Regions from separate parts of the Homo sapiens genome. Here regions 2 and 3 are each linked to region 1. The links are chromatin contacts, found by Hi-C or POLR2A ChIA-PET in ENCODE. All regions are on one chromosome and are shown on one strand. The core of a region is the stretch at or near the end of the contact, and the rest is flanking DNA. Distances in the headings are between cores, read along the strand shown.

Evidence for each region. Hi-C counts contacts between places; a loop is a spot of excess contacts on that map. ChIA-PET counts read pairs that join two places held with the same protein, here RNA polymerase II (POLR2A). Pooled maps may share reads with other maps.
Region 2: a pooled map shows a loop between it and region 1 (13-fold over the local background). The contact joins the promoter of MCM7 here to the promoter of STAG3L5P-PVRIG2P-PILRB in region 1. A Hi-C loop is called at or near these places in 3 of 37 single-sample maps with no recorded cell type and 10 of 50 pooled maps. POLR2A ChIA-PET finds 5 or more read pairs at or near these places in 4 of 52 experiments (AG04449, OCI-LY7, WTC11 and 1 more).
Region 3: a loop to region 1 is called in a map with no recorded cell type, with 6 times the contacts of the local background. The contact joins the promoter of AGFG2 here to the promoter of STAG3L5P-PVRIG2P-PILRB in region 1. A Hi-C loop is called at or near these places in 1 of 37 single-sample maps with no recorded cell type and 5 of 50 pooled maps.

Annotation. Positions count from the first base shown.
Region 1 is chr7:100,334,237-100,337,768 of GRCh38, forward strand. STAG3L5P-PVRIG2P-PILRB (STAG3L5P-PVRIG2P-PILRB readthrough) reads left to right here and starts at 1,829. Exons shown (of 17, transcript NR_036570.1): 1 at 1,829-2,101. It also overlaps the pseudogene PMS2P1 and the pseudogene STAG3L5P. RefSeq lists enhancers at 931-1,809, 1,498-1,637 and a silencer at 2,128-2,197.
Region 2 is chr7:100,099,546-100,103,077 of GRCh38, forward strand. MCM7 (minichromosome maintenance complex component 7) reads right to left here and starts at 1,852. Exons shown (of 15, transcript NM_005916.5): 1 at 1,719-1,852; 2 at 469-548; 3 at 44-208. The coding sequence starts at 1,749. AP4M1 (adaptor related protein complex 4 subunit mu 1) reads left to right here and starts at 2,098. Exons shown (of 15, transcript NM_004722.4): 1 at 2,098-2,227; 2 at 2,335-2,423; 3 at 3,130-3,236; 4 at 3,319-3,415. The coding sequence starts at 2,170. RefSeq lists enhancers at 1,047-1,206, 1,552-2,104, 2,127-2,176 and a silencer at 1,317-1,416.
Region 3 is chr7:100,537,398-100,540,929 of GRCh38, forward strand. AGFG2 (ArfGAP with FG repeats 2) reads left to right here and starts at 1,806. Exons shown (of 12, transcript NM_006076.5): 1 at 1,806-2,170. The coding sequence starts at 1,950. RefSeq lists an enhancer at 1,156-1,657 and silencers at 1,537-1,816, 1,867-2,166.

The DNA.
Region 1 (3,532 bases), core at 579-3,078:
GGATTACAGGTGTGAGCCACCGCAACTGGCCGTCCCCTATATTGCAGCACAGTGAACAACTGTTTCCTGAACATCACAAGCTCTTTTAAACACTACAGTGTATAAGCAGGTCTCTGTCTAAACTGCTCTCCTCTTGCTCCTCTGCCCAACCAATGTCTGCTCATCCAAAGAATGTATCCCGTGTGTTCACTAACTTAGCAAGTTCCAGTAAACAGTTTAATTGATCACTCGTTAAGAGAAGGCAGGAAACCTCCATGAAAAGAGAAATCAGTGGGTATTTCCTACAGCATTTAACACATTGTAGGCCTTAAATAAACCCTTGTGAAATAAACAAACCTCTTTACTCTTCATTCTATGTTGCTAAGAATCTCACCAAAGTCTGTCTACCATGTGAAACTGCAGATGACCTCACAGAAAATGGAAAGAAGTATCTCTAAAAATAAGTTTATTTGGCAACACACTACAGGCTACAGGTCCAGTTCTGATTTTTTTTCTTTTTTTTTTTTGAGATGGAGTCTTGCTGTGTCACCCAGGCTAGACTGCAGTGGTGCAATCTCAGCTCACTGCAACCTCTGTCTCCTGGGTTCCAGCGATTCTCCTGCCTCAGCCTCCCAAGTAGCTAGGATTACAGGCGCCTGCCACCACGCCCAGCTAATTTTTGTATTTTTAGTAGAAATGGGATTTCACCATGTTGGCCAGGCTGGTCGTGAACTCCTGACCTCATGATCCACTTGCCTTGGCCTCCCAAAGTGATGGGATTATAGGTGTGAGCCACCGCACCTGGTCCACTTCAGATATTTAGATACAGACGGCAAATTTATTTAAATGTCTCAATACATTTAAATGTAGTTACCTAAATATATCTAATATATTTAAATGCAGAGAGCAAATTTGCGTTTACAAATCTGACATGGAATTCAACTGTGCTAGCCAAGATTCGGTGTAGCTTACTAGCCAGAAATCACATACCCTAACAGGTAAAAATGCATTGCATTTTTTAAAACTGCGCAGCTATGCAAATTAGGATGTGTCTGGACGCTCTACTGTCCCCAAAATAACCTCAATTTTTTTTTAAAGGCCAGGCACAGTGCATTACGCCTGTAATTCCAGCGCTTTGGGGGGCCAAGGCGGGCGGACTGCTTGAGCTCCGGAGTTCCAGACCAGCTTGGGCAACATAGCTAAATCCCCGTCTCTACAAAAAAATAAAGTAAAAATTAAAAATAAAATAATATAAAAATAAAAATAAAAGGGGAGAGAGAACAGGTAGGAAGGAAATGCATTCAGTCTATAGGGATTTCACGTTCCGGCTTCAAGTCCACGGCCCTGTGATGGGATGTGGGCAGGGCCTGAGACAGGCCGAACCCAACTCTTCACAGGGCCGAATTCTTTGCCCGCAGCCCAGCACCCCGAAGGAGCTTGCCTCGGCTTCAAGGCGCACCTAATGGGCACCGGATCGCTGGGGCGCTGAGGATGCCGCTCCGGGGCCTCCACGAGGCGGCCTCGCCACGCGCCTCGGCCATGTTCCCCCCATTTCCAGGGAGGTTGGACGCCGTGGTTCTTAAAGAGGGCGCGCGAGAGGGGCGACCGCGAGCCCAGCTCACCTCGAGCTCTCAGCTCGCTCCAAGGATGCAACACCGGATCCGCCTCGGGGACTGGGAAAGTTCCCTCCACGGCTCCCACAGGCGCCCCGCCTCCTGGGCTCCCAACGGCTGCTTTCGACGTTGTGCTCCACCCTTTCCGGGCGGGGCGGAAAAAATACTTCCCGTCTCTCCTTTTCGCCTAGTGGCTCTGTCAAAGGTCGAGTCCGTGACGTCAAAGAGCCTGGACCAATCAGAGCACACCGGACTGCGTTTTTTCCGAACGCCAGCAGCAGGGTCAGAAGGGAGGTAGTCGCCCTCCGTCGTGGCCTGGCGTGGATTCCGAGCGTTGGTGTCTGGCGGTTTCCGACCGTTGGTGTCTGGCACGCGCCACCCCGATGTACCAGGTAAAGCCCTATCACGGGGTCGGCGCCCCTCTCCGTGTGGAGCCCACCTGCATGTACTGGCTCCCCAACATGCACGGCAGGAGCGGCGGCCCAGCACTCGGCACTGGCCACTTGCAGGTAGGAGCGCGGGGCCCCCCCGCCCACTGCGCACGCGCGGCGGCCCGTTGCTGGCCCAGGTGCCCCTAGGCCGGATAGAGTGCGTCCCAACCGATTCGCGGCCCCACCCCGGCATCTGTGCCGGCCGGCCAGGGGGTCACCCAGATTTTTATGTTTTAAAAGATTTATTCAGGCCGGGCGCCGTGGCTCACGCCTGTAATCCCGGCACTTTGGGAGGCCGAGGCGGGCGGATCACCTGAGATCAAGAGTTCGAGACCAGTCTGGCCAACATGGTGAAACCTCGTCTCTACTAAAAATGCAAAAATTAGCCGGGCATGTGTCGGGCGCCTGTAATCCCAGCTACTCGGGAGGCTGAGGCAGGAGAATGGTTTGAACCCTGGAGGCGGAGCTTGCAGTGAGCTGAGATCGAGCCATTGCACTCGAGCCTGGGCAGCAAGAGTGAAACTCCGTCTCAAAAAAAAAATTATTATATATATATATATTTTTATATATGTTAAATATACCTTTATTATGCGTATTATACATATTGTATATTATGTGTAATATATAACATGATATATTATAAAATATATATTATATATATATATATCTTTCCTGGTCGAGCGCGGTGGTTCACGCCTGGAATCTCAGCGCTTTGGGAGACCGAAGCGGGAGGATTGCTTGAGCCCGGAGAGTTTGAGACCACCCTGAGCAACATAGCAAGACCCTTGTCTCTATGTTTTTTTTTTTTTTTGAGTTGGAGTCTTGCTCTGTCGCCCAGGCTGGAATGCAGTGGCCTGATCTCGGCTCACTGCAAGCTCCACCTCCCGGGTTCACGCCATTCTCCTGCCTCAGCCTCCCCAGTAGATGGGACTACAGGCGCCCGCCACCATGCCTGGCTAACTTTTTTTTGTATTTTTAGTAGAGACATGGTTTCACCGTGTTAGCCAGGATGGTCTCGATCTCCTGACCTCGTGATTCGCCTGCCTCGGCCTCCCAAATTGCTGGGATTACAGGCGTGAGCCACCACGCCCAGCTGCCTTGTCTCTATTTTTTAAATGTTTTAATTAAAATAAAAATCTATCCATATTTTTTCTTTTTTTTTGCGTATGGCTGCTTAAACATTTTAGTTCAGAATTCTATCCTCTGAAAAGTGAGTAGCACATAAATGCTCATTTTGAGGAATTACAAAGCGAACCCCAGGGTCACCACCTCCCAGGTTGACACACATTGTGACCGCTCCATTCTTTCCACTTAAACCTTCCCCACCAACATCCCAGGGCCCGATTTTTATGGTAATTATGTCCTGCTTGTCTCTATTATTTTGTCAGCTAAGTATCCCTAAACAATATGGTCTGGTTTTTTGTTTGTTTTTGTTTGTTTGTTTTTTTCAGACGGAGTTTCACTCTGTCACCCAGGCTGGAGTGCAGTGGCATGATCTCGGCTCACTGC
Region 2 (3,532 bases), core at 602-3,101, 230 kb before region 1:
AAACGCCTCGCCCTTTGTTTGCCATTGTTCTCTAACCACTCACTTCCCTCTCCTTGTACTGAGGCAGCAGCTCTTGTACGGCATCAGCAAAGAGCTTCGCGTAGCGCCTGGCATTCTCACAAATTGAGTCCACCAACTCGGGGTCATCCTCGGCTACGTCGTCCAGGTCCACATACAGAGCCACCTGTTCCCGATGAGCCAGCCGAACCTCAAGTGGGGAAGAGACAGAAACACCTCAGAGCCACATTCACTTTGCTCACCAGTGTTCATATGTGAAAATGCATCACTGAGAACTCAGCACAGGCTCTGGGCATCCACAGGGGAGAACGCAGCGCCACACAGAGCGATACTCGCTTTTCAGCCCTCAAACCCTCTAATTGTTATGTCTTTAATAAAACAAGCCAAGCTGCTGCTTATGGCTCCTTAAGCACCCCGCTCCCCATTCCCTTTACCCAATCTTAGACTTACCAACTGGTTCCCATACTTGAACTGCTTCTTCCCGAGTTCATCATCCTGGTAGAACTCTTGTAAGAACTTCTTAACCTTTTCTGTAACATGAAATGTAAAACCGTAAGACACAAACTTTAAGACAAATCTTAGATACCCATTTTCGCTTAAAACACGACCTATGAACTAATTAATAATATGAGCATTTAAATAAACCTACCGAAGTCTCCCCAAAGTGGGCATAACTCTTTTTCACAAGTCTGTTTCTAACCAGCGAAGAATAAAGAGCCCGTGGCAGTGCACAGGGCCATCCAACATCTCCCCAGGGGAATTCCGGTCCCTACTTTAGTTTAAAATTCTAGCGCCCTTCCCCGTTGGCCCCTCACACTCCGGTCTCAAGGTTCTCAGCTTTCTTTCCACCCCTATGATCCCCCGCCTTCTTTGGGTCCCCTTAGCCCCTGATTTCACCGGGACCTCCGCCACCGCACCCCGCCACCGCACCCCACCCCCGCTCCCGCCATCGCTTCCGCTCTTAGTAAACAAAGAAGCACATGGGCCCGGATTCCAGCCGCTTCACAGCTCGGGATTCCTCCGCCCAGGGCGGGAGCCAGTCCAGCCATTGGCCATCACACCCAGAGACACCGCGATCCCAGCCCACTGCCGCCTTTCCCGGGCCCGAGCGAAGCTCCGGATCCCAGGCACGCCCCCCCGGGCCGCAGCTCTCTCCGCGGCCGCCGCGCGGAAGGACACTGTTTACACGACACTCCCTCCAGCCTCCTCGCGCCACTTCCGCCCGGCTCCACTTCCGCTCGGAGGGCGGCCTCAAACGGCCAATCCCGGCGCGCAGCGGCCCCGGCCTGCCCGCCCCCGGGGCCTACGCGCGCCTGGGGAGGGCGCGGGAACCTGGGAATGCCCAAAAGCGCGAAGGAAAGCGGGCACGGGAGCCCAGAGCCCTTAAGACTCTCCTGAGGTCCTGGGCGCGACTTTTCCCTGTGCAGCCCCCAGCCGGGTTAGCGCGCCCCCAAGCCCCCAACCCCACGACCCTAACACCTTTACCAGGTGGGATTACTAGCTTTTCTTCAACATCGATGGCCCCCCGCACGCTTCCCAGGCCCCGTGGGCCTTAGCCAGGCCGCAGCTCGACCCTGCCTCTGGCCTCGCGCACCCCAGAACCCGCCGACCCCGGTCCCCCAAGACCCCAGCTCACACCAACAGGTGTTCCCCGGGAGGCTCCCCGCGCAGGACGCCCTCCCGGGCTCGTAGACCCGTACCCTTCTCTAGCGCGTAGTCCTTCAGTGCCATCGCTGCCGAGGGCCGTGCGGCCGCGCTTGGCGGGCTCAGAGGTCTTGCTCCTGGGGAAGCTGAGAATCTCCGCGCGGTGGACTGTGGCCGGCCAACCGAAATTGGCGCGAAACGTCGCCCCCCACGTGACCGGCGCCACTGCGTGCGGGCCAATCGGACAAGGCGGCCTTCTTCACCTCCCGCTAGCCGCAAGCCAATCACCGTGCGGGCCTAGAATGAGTGACGGGGAGGCGGTGCGGGCGTCGGAAGGGAATCTCCGGGCGGGGTAGTGCAGGCGCCGGGTTTCCCGCGGTCCGAGCTGGCGCGGGCGGAGGAGAATCGCTCTTAAAGGGCCAGCGCACACGCGTTCTTTTGTTCCGGGGCCGCAGGGCGGGGCAGGCCCGACTTTCGCCGTCTTCTTGTCTACTCTCCAGAACGGCCATGATTTCCCAATTCTTCATTCTGTCCTCCAAGGGGGACCCGCTCATCTACAAAGACTGTATCCTAGACCCTTGGGGCTGGGAAGGGGCGGAGGGGCCGGGCGGGAGGGGCGCCCAGGGCCAGCCTGTGTCGCAGGATCCTTCACTGAGTCCTTCCACCCGCCAGTCCGCGGGGACAGTGGCGGCCGGGATGTGGCCGAGCTCTTCTACCGGAAGCTGACGGGACTGCCAGGAGACGAGTCCCCGGTTGTCATGGTAACCAGTGGCGGGAGGCGGGTGAGGAGCGGGGTCCCGTCGGGCCGGGTGGGCGCCAGCTCCCTCCCAGGACTGGTTCATTGGTAGATTCCACTTGGGGGGTGCATTCCGCCAAATAAAGCTAACGTGAGGCCCGGCGCGGTGGCTCACGCCTGTAATCCCAGCACTTTGGGAGACCGAGGCGGGCGGATCACCTGAGGTCAGGAGTTCGAAATCAGCCTGGCCAACATGGTGAAACTCCGCCTCTACTAAAAATACAAAAAAAAAAAAAACATAGCTGGGCGTGGTGGCGGGCGCCTGTAATCCCATCTACTCGGGAAGCTGAGGCTTGAGAATCGCTTGAATCCAAGAGGCAGAGGTTGCAGTGAGCCGAGATCCGGACACCGCACTCCAGCCTGGGAGACAGAGCGAGACTCCCTCTCGGGGTAGGTGGGGGTGGGGAAAAAAAAAAAAAGAGTCAATGGGCGCCAGCAACACACCAGGCCCAGCTCCCTGCGTGACTCCATCCTCAGCAACTCGGGGTAGTTAGTGTAATTAACCCCCTTTCCACATTGGGAAGCTGGGCCCAGGCATATGTCATGTATCTCCCAAAGGCACTGCTGTTGTGACTAGTAAGAGGCATCGGGATCCGAGCTCAGGTCTCCTGGGTTCTGATCACTCCACCTCCCTTTTTTTAACGCCTCTCTTCTCCCTGCCTGTGTCTCAGCATCACCATGGCCGTCATTTCATTCACATCAGACACAGCGGCCTCTATTTGGTGGTCACAACTTCAGAAAACGTTTCTCCCTTCAGCCTCCTAGAACTGCTCTCCAGGTGAGGAGGGTTGGGCTGGGCACCTGGTAGCTAGGAGGGGTCTGAGAGGAGGAGAAAATACACGCTCCAAGTGTTTCCTCAGGTTGGCCACCCTTCTGGGCGATTACTGTGGCTCCCTGGGCGAGGGGACCATCTCCCGCAATGTGGCTCTGGTATACGAACTCCTGGATGAAGTGCTGGTGAGAATCAACAATCCCCTTCTGTGGCCCCTACCCAATTCCCCTGAAGATACATCTGCTCTTCTACTGTGGGATGCCGTGGTTAGGAGGCCAAGTCTACCTTTTTTTTTTTTTTTT
Region 3 (3,532 bases), core at 556-3,055, 200 kb after region 1:
TTTTAAAAATTCGCCAGGCATGGTGGTGCACAGCTGTACTCCCAGCTACTTGGAAGGCTGAGGTGGAAGGATCACTTGAGTCCAGAAGGTTGAGGCTGCAGTGAGCCATGATTGTGTCACTGCACTCCAGCCTGGGTGATAAAGCGAGACCCTGTCTCAAAAAAAAAGTAATTGTTTTAAAAATGGTGACCAACCCAATCTGAAGTACCCAACAGGTGGCCAGGCATTGTGGCTCATGCTTGTAATCCCAGCACTTTGGGACGCCAAGGCGGGAGGCTCACTTGAGGCCATGAGTTTGAGACCAGCCTGGCCAACATGGTGAAATCCTGTCTCTACTAAAAATACAAAAATTGGCCGGGCGCGGTGGCTCACGCCTGTAATCCCAGCACTTTGGGAGGCCAAGACCGGCGGATCACGAGGTCAGAAGATCGAGACCATCCTTGCTAACACGGTGAAACCCCGTCTCCACTGAAAATACAAAAAAATTAGCCAGGCGTGGTGGCGGGTGCCTGTAGTCCCAGCTACTCGGGAGGCTGAGGCAGGAGAATGGCGTGAACCCAGAAGGCGAAGCTTGCAGTGAGCCGAGATCGTGCCACTGCACTCCAGCCTGGGCGACAGAGCGAGACTCCATCTCAAATAATAATAATCATAATAATAAAAATACAAAAATTATCTGGGGGTGGTGGTGGCCGCCTGTAATCCCAGCTACTCAGGAGACTGAGGCATGAGAATTGCTTAAACCCAGGAGGCAGAGGTTGCAGTGAGCTGACATCGTGCCACTGCACTCCAGTCTGGGCAACAGAGTGAGACTCCATCTCAAAAAATTAAAATTAAATTAAAAAATTAAAAAAGTACCCAAAAAGTCTTTTCCAAGATGTGATTTTAATTCTCTGCGTAGGATTTATTACTAACTGGTGATTCTTTAATTTGTGTATTGTTTGCTTCCCCCTACTAGAAACTAAGCTCTATAAGAATATTTTGTTTGATTGCTTCGCTGCTGTATTCTATTCCCAGTGTCTAGAACGTGCCTGAAACCTAGCAGACACTCAGTGTTTGTTAAATGAATAATCGAATAATAGTCCACCTACTAGGAGGGTTAAAGGCAGGGTTTCTAAAGTTGGAAGACCCAGAGTGGAATCCTGGGCCACGCACTCGTGTGATCTGCCGCAAGTTGTTGAACCTAAGGGTGTAAAATGGGGATTCCACCTCTGGGATAGGCGGAGCGAATGAAATGACATTTATAAAGCACTCCCTTCGCTCTGTGGCTCAGGAATTAGAGCACTGGTCTAGTAAAGCACTCTTGCTCCCTCTCCCTCTCTCCCTTAAGCGCTCTCTTCTTTCCCCCTCCTGCTCAGCCCCTCACATGGCCACTTCTCTTCGGCTTTGCATGACACTCTACACAGTCTAGAGTAAGCCTTTGAAATTTGCCGGGAATTAACGTCATCAGTCGGGAGGACGACAGCTACGCACGCGCGGGGCACCTCCTCTGTCTCGCGCGCTAACTTTGCAGCCCCGCCAGCCAATCAAAATTAGCGTCGGAGCCCGAGTGCCGAGGACTCACCAATCGGAACTAGGAGGCGGGCCACGGTGGAGGCAGCGGCGAGAGGGGGCGGGGACAAGGAGAGGGCACGCACGGTTCTCGCTGCTGGGGTCTCTGCCGGCCAATAGGAGAGGCCTGAGGCCTGAAGGCGGTGGGGCGGGGCATTGGCGGCTCCAGCAACCGGAGGCCGTCCCAGGGAGGGCCAATCGGAGTAAGGAGGTGGGAGAAACCTAGCCAATCAGTGTGCAGGACGGGCAAGGAGGGTGGTGGACGGCGAAGTCTCCTGCGGATGCCGCCCGCTCCCGAGCTTCTGTCAGGGGAGCCGGGCGTGCGGAGGCGGCTGAGGAGGCGGGAAGGCGGCAGTGGTTGAAGGGGTGATTGCTGACTAGCGGGGAGGGAGTGGGCAGCGATGGTGATGGCGGCGAAGAAGGGCCCGGGCCCGGGCGGCGGGGTCAGCGGGGGCAAGGCGGAGGCGGAGGCGGCCTCGGAGGTGTGGTGCCGTCGGGTGCGGGAGCTGGGTGGCTGCAGCCAGGCCGGGAACCGCCACTGCTTCGAGTGCGCCCAGCGCGGGGTCACCTACGTGGATATCACCGTGGGCAGCTTCGTGTGCACCACCTGCTCCGGCCTCCTGTGAGTGACCGGGAGGGAGTGGCCGAGGTCGGCGTGGGGGGACCCGGGGGCGGGGTGGGGAGGCCGGGGCTCCGGGGCGCGAGGGAAGGGGGCCGAGGTGAGGGGCGGAGGGGAGGTCAGGGAACGCGCCGGCTGTGGGGACGGGGTCGTCTGCTGCAGCGGTGTGGTGGGGAGGGGAAAGGGCAGGGGAGAGGAAGCAAGGCCGGAGTCGCTCTGCGGAGAGAAGGGTACGGGTGCAGAAAGACGCCCGGAGAGGGACCGAGAAACTCCCCGAGGGGGTCGAGGCAAACTGCAAGTGGGGAGGGAGAAAGTGCGGAGGATGGAAGGGAACTCGGAGTGGGATGGGGTGTCGGGACTTAAAGGGCCAGAAAATGACATGCACCTTTAGAGGGAACTTCATGCAGGTGGAAAGCAAAAAGGAAAAAGGTGGGGAAAGCCGGCCTGGAGATGGACGGGCACCTTTCTTCCTTCGGGCTTGTGTCCCTGCTGGAGTGTGAGATGCAGAAGCCAGCTGAAACTTGGTTGAAATTCCTATGATTAGAGTACAGGATTAAAAAAAAAAAAAAAAGCGAATTAACCCCGATTGACAGCCTAGAGATAGTGGCTGGAAGGGAGCCATGGTCCAGAGTTCAGGTGTAGATACTAATCTTAGCAGGGCTTTGAAATGTTACCCAGAAGGTAAAACTCTTACGAAATCTAAGAGATGAGAGCCAATGGGTTACCCTGGTAGAGAGCTTAGCTTTTTCAAACGTTTGCACGTCTAGGTGAGCCATCCTGAAGGTTAATCATTTACACCTTTAAGATCCCTGTTGCCATGACTGGATCCTGGTGGTAGCATCCAGGAAACTCTAGATTTTGGGGGGGCTTTGGTGCATCATCTGAGTGCTACTCTTGGCATTGGTACTGTTCGGTCATGCCAGAGTGAATTTACAGCCACAATTCTAGCCTAGATTTCTGGTTATATAGTAAAGCCCCCTCCACTCCCCTCTGCACTCCTCCTACTCCCAAATTAAGATATTATTTGGTTAGATGCATGATTAACATCTGATATCAGGCCTGGATCTCTGTTTTTTAATAAGTTTGTCAAGGGATTTATTTTGACAATTTTTTAGTCTTATTTTAAGACACTGTTGTTTTTGTTTTGTTTTTTAAAAAATGCTTTCCAGCCAGGCGCTGTGGCTCACGCCTGTAATCCTAGCACTTTGGGAGGCCGAGGCAGGCAGATCATGAGGTCAAGAGATCGAGACCATCCTGGCCAACATGGTGAAACCCCATCTCTACTAAAAATACAAAAATTACCTGGGTGTGGTGGCGCGCACCTGTACTCCCAGCTACTTGGGAGGCTGAGGCAGGAGAATCACT